Linked DNA regions of Homo sapiens: region 2 is linked to region 1. Evidence: read pairs that join two places in POLR2A ChIA-PET (ENCODE). Cell type or tissue: OCI-LY7. All regions are shown on one strand. Region 1 overlaps DOCK8 (dedicator of cytokinesis 8). Region 2 has its middle 17 kb from the start of DMRT3.

Region 1 (2,500 bases):
TTGCAGTGGCTGTCTGACTAATCTAGACGCATACATGAAAACGTTTTCAGAGTGTAGGGACCCAACCACAAGACCTTCTAGTCTTCCCCATGTTCCTAATAGTGTAAGCAACTTCCAACAAGGATAAGACTCACCCTCAGATGGTGACAAGGGGGCCCATATTGACCTGTGAATCTCCTGGCCCCAAGAAGATGTCCAAAAAATAAGCATGATCTTGATTTAAAATTGTGGTAGGCATTGAGATAGTATTATTCTAGTCATAATGCAGACAGTCACCAATTGACACAAGGATATCTATATATAGATACGATATGTATATGTATGTATATCCATATAGATATATCTGTATATAAATATCTTTCTGTCAGTTGACGAATTGTTTGCATTATATATGTAACCACAGTATACACCAGTTTGTGTCAATTGGTGACTTGTATTGACACAAAGATATCTATATAGAGATACTAGATATAGATAGATAATCTGTATATAGATATTTTTGTGTCATTTGGTGACTGTCTGCATTATGTAACTAAAAATTAGACTTATGGAACTCAAAATTTCCCCTAGAGGTAATGTTTTCCCTGGAGGCAATGTTCTAAATAGTGGTTCTGTTTCCAGCTGGCCAACATTTCCTGCTCAATATATAATATAGCTAAAATTTATAGGAGCAGAAGATAACTGCTGGAAACTATAGAACTGTTTCTGGAAAAACTGTGCTCCCTCGAGAAACACTGAAACTCAAGATAGGAGGAACATTTCTCCCACGTTCTCCTTACTGTAGTTTCAGGAACAGAAAAGACTTTAGTTCGCATCAAGAACCTTGTGATAAACTGTTCCTTTCTGAGTCATGTGTTCTGTCCTATGATAGAGGACACCTAGCTGGTTACAGGAGCCCAGCTCAGGTCTGCCTTCCAGGATGTAGGCAGTTGAGAACACTGTAGCTAAAGAATTAAGCTCCTGGCTTTGTCAGCAGCAAGAAGGGAGCCTCTGACTTGGGGTCAAAAAGAGGACACCCTTCCCACCTCCCGCCACCATGGTAACCATTGGTGTGTCTGCAGCATTTTAGTCCAGAGCTTGCTCGGGCACCACCAGCACAGATAAAGTGTCAGAAAATCCATTGTTAGAGAGCATTTCTGTGAGTCTTTCCCCCTTTTCTGCATTGTACAAGCAGGTCACCAATCTCCATGTTGACATTTCCTCCATCCCCCTCCGCAGGTGAAAAGCATGGCCCAGCACGTACATAACATGGACAAACGGGACAGTTTTCGGAGGACTCGTTTTTCTGACCGTTTCATGGATGACATAACTACTATTGTTAATGTGGTCACCTCGGAAATTGCAGCCCTTTTAGTAAAACCACAGAAGGTAACTGTATTTTACTCTTTATTTTCTAAATTGTTTACCTGGAACATATATTACTTTCATAATCAGAGAAAAATAAGCATCATTTTAAAACAATAATTAAAATATAACTGTAATGACAGTTAAACGCAGTATGTTATACTGGACTGGACCCTGATGTGGGGCTGGAAAATTGTTATAAACAAATTACACACATGAGGCCAGGGGTTCGAGACCTGCCTGGCCAACATGGTGACATGGTGAGACCCTGTCTCTACTAAAAATATAAAAATTAGCTGAGCATGGTTGTGCATATCTGTAATCCCAGCAACTGGGAGGCAGAAGCAAGAGAACTGCTTGAACCTGGGAGACAGAGGTTGCAGTGAGCCGAGATGGTGCCACAGCACTCCAGCCTGGGTGACAGAGTGAGACTCTGTCTCAAAAAAAAAAAAAAAAAGAAATTGCAATATGGACTGTGGTTTAAATGATCATATCAGGCTGGGTGCAGTGGCTCACACCTGTAATCCCAGCACTTTGGGAGGCAAGGGTGGTCAGATCACTTGAGGTCAGGCATTCGAGACCAGCCTGGCCAACATGTTGAAACCCCGTCTCTACTAAAAATATGGAAAATTAGCCGGGTGTAGTGGCACGTACCTGTAATCCCAGCTTCTCGGGAGGCTGAGGTGGAAGAATCGCTTGAGCCCAGGAGGCGGAGGTTGCAGTGAGCCGAGATGGTACCACAGCACTCCAGCCTGGGTGACAGAGTGAGACTCCATCTAAAAGAAAAATGTAGATATGAAAGATAATATTTTTGCTCTTAGGAAATACACCTTGAAGTGTTATGGGGTAAATGGGCATGATATTTGCAACCCATTCTCAAATGGTTCAGAAAAAAATGTTTTTATGTTCATAGAATGATAAAACAAATGTAGCAAAATGTCAAGTATTGATAAGCTTCGTTAAAGGGTATACAGTAGTTCTTTGTACTATTCTTGCACCTTTTCTGTAAGTTTAAAATTGTTTCAGAATAAAAGCTAAAACATATATAAAATGGAATAAATCAAATGTTTAAAAGGCAGCTACAAAAATCTTAGGAAGCAATGTTTATTATTAATCGCTTTGTCGTTATTGAGAATGTGCATAGTACCAAGTGCTC
Region 2 (2,500 bases), 600 kb after region 1:
ATTTAATTGACATAGTTACATACTAGAGTGTTTAAATACGGGCCAGGCATGGTGGCTCATGCTTATAATCCCAGCACTTTGGGAGGCCGAGGCAGGCAGATCGCTTGAACTCATGAGTTTGAGACCAGCTTTTGTATTTTTGTCTCTACAAAAAATACAAAAATTAGCCAGGTGTGGTGGCATGTACCTGTAGTCCCAGCTACTTGGGAGGCTGAGGTGGGAGGATGGCTTGAGCTGGGGAAGCAAAAGTTGCAGTGGACAGAGATTGTACCACTGTACTCTAGCCTGGGCCATAGAGCCAGACCTTGTCTCAAAAAAAAAAAAAAAAAAAGGGAAATATGGCTTCTTGTTAGGGTTATATTTAAACATTAATGTTTATATAAGGAAGAAAGGGAGTAGAAGGGAGAGCAGTTTGCCCCCTGATTCTAAAGACATGTCCAGGACATTTTATGTGGCAATGAAGTGCTGATGTCTGGACCTATCTAGGACAAATGTATTTTAAAGGCATCTTCATTGCAAAAGTTTACCCACATTTAACAAGCAATAATGATAATGTACCACAGCACCTAAGCCAAGATGCTAAAAAGCCTGTCCTCAGATATTACATCTTCAGGTTGAACCACCCAAATTGAACAAAACCTCACTGATAACGGCATCCTTACAGCTTGATTTTGCCTATAAATAATTATCATTGGCCTCTCTATGATGGCCAGCAAAATGGAATTATCTGTAAAGCAATTTATTTGTGGGCTAGTGCAGGTATGTTTGATCCTCAATATAATCTGAAAAAAGAGGCTTGGTGTGGTGGCTCATGCCTGTAATCCCAGCATTTTGGGAGGCCGAGGTAGGTGGATCACCTGAGATCAGGAGTTTGAGACCAGCTTGGCCAACATGGTGAAACCCCGTCTCTACTAAAAGTACAAAAATTAGCCAGGCATGGTGGAGGGTGCCTGTAGGCCCAGCTACTCAGGAGGCTGAGGCAGGAAAATCGCTTGAATCCGGGAGGTGGAGGTTGCAGTGAGCCGAGGTTGCGCCACTGCACTCCAGTCTGGGCAACAGAATGAGACTTCTTCTAAAAAAAAAAAAAAAAAAAAAAAAAAATTCTGAAGAAAGAAATGTTTGCTTCAGTGGGGTAAGTGTGGTCAGGGGTCAGAAATGAGAAACTGGGTGTTAAGATCCTCTGTCCTCCCAGCATTCAGTTTTACTCCGAGTCCCAATTTATGAGCCCCCTCTGGTTAAAGAGGCAAACCTCTTGGATTCTAACTCAGCTCTCAGAGACCATCCTGTTGCAGCACGTAGAATTCAAGGGAAATGAATACTCATCTGCCCACAGGTACTCAGTTATTCTTTCACATGAAACTGAACATCTGGAAGAAGAGAAAAACCAACTTCTGTTTTAATTCCTTCTGTCACACAGGCAACATCTGGGGGCCGGGCTAGGCTGTACACTTTCAGTTTCCATCAACTGATGTTTGACTTGTGTCAATCCGGTCTTAGAGGAAGTTAATCCACATTAAACCACAATGCCTCTCCTCCCTTCTGGTGGATCTGCCAACTCCTAGTGTTGGTGTAAATGCTTTGTCTAAGATGCTGAGAGTGTGGGTTGGTTCGTTGTGTTCTAGAGCATTTGTGTCAAAGTGTGGTCCATGTACCCAGATGCTTAATTTCTAGGGTAGATTCCTGGGCCTGAGTTGTTGAGTCAGAATCCCTGGTAGCCTAAGCAGTACATTTTTATTGTCCTCTCCAGGTAATTTGTACACTCACTAAGATGTGAGAATGAACTTCCTCTTCATCACATCCTTGGGTTTTCTTTTTAGATCTACACCACGTAAAAGGGCTGAAGGCCATAAACTTTTATGCTGAGATATTAAGTCCTTTCTCCCCCATTCCCACCTACTTTTCTAGGGCAAGGGTAAACATCAACATGTAAACAGTCCTAGTACATACCCTAGATCTAGTTCAAACAATGTTGGCATCAATGTCAATTATTAGGTTGAGTATACATTTGGGATCAGACTTGCTTGTTTCTGGAAATTTGGTTGGTGAAGGACCTGATAAGAGCTTAAATGTGCTATTCTTTCCCCCAAGGGGAGGGCCAGAATTTTTGGCACTGCTGATCCTTCCGGCTGTCCCATGATTTTCAGTTTACTAGTGACATCTGGGAATAGGTTTTGCCCTCGAGATTTGAGCTTTAAGAAATAGCAACATTCTTGATGATGGGGGTGGGAGGAAGTAATTTTATAGATGAATTGAGAAGCAAGACATTTGTTAGGTACATGGATATGGTTGAAATTAACGGTAGGGCAACCTGGGGAGGCATCAGGCACCAGAGAAAAGGGGCAGTGATTCTGGACCACTGGTCCAGGCTGTTAAGTTGGTCAACAGGCTCCTAAGAGCCGAAGAACATTTCAAATGTATAAAAAGAAACAGGACTAGAGAAGGAGGTGTGAGGTGTAGCAGTCCTGTATTACCACACTTGCTCTTTAGGGACTCAACTCCC

Evidence for each region. ChIA-PET counts read pairs that join two places held together with the same protein. Peaks named below come from ENCODE experiments on the same cell type or tissue, not always from the same donor. Only the 100,000 strongest peaks of a DNase experiment are listed, where the experiment ranks them.
Region 2: POLR2A ChIA-PET joins it to region 1 with 12 read pairs; 3 of 35 experiments call an interaction of 5 or more read pairs at or near these places.

Annotation. Positions count from the first base shown.
Region 1 is chr9:395,567-398,066 of GRCh38, forward strand. It overlaps DOCK8 (dedicator of cytokinesis 8), which reads left to right. Exons shown (of 48, transcript NM_203447.4): 25 at 1,219-1,368. Among named protein-coding and RNA genes, the nearest start is that of DOCK8-AS2, 73 kb to the right of the region's middle. In OCI-LY7, no CTCF peak of the experiment used is centred here; no DNase peak of the experiment used is centred here.
Region 2 is chr9:992,761-995,260 of GRCh38, forward strand. No RefSeq gene overlaps it. Among named protein-coding and RNA genes, the nearest start is that of DMRT3, 17 kb to the left of the region's middle. In OCI-LY7, no CTCF peak of the experiment used is centred here; a DNase peak (open chromatin) is centred at 1,451.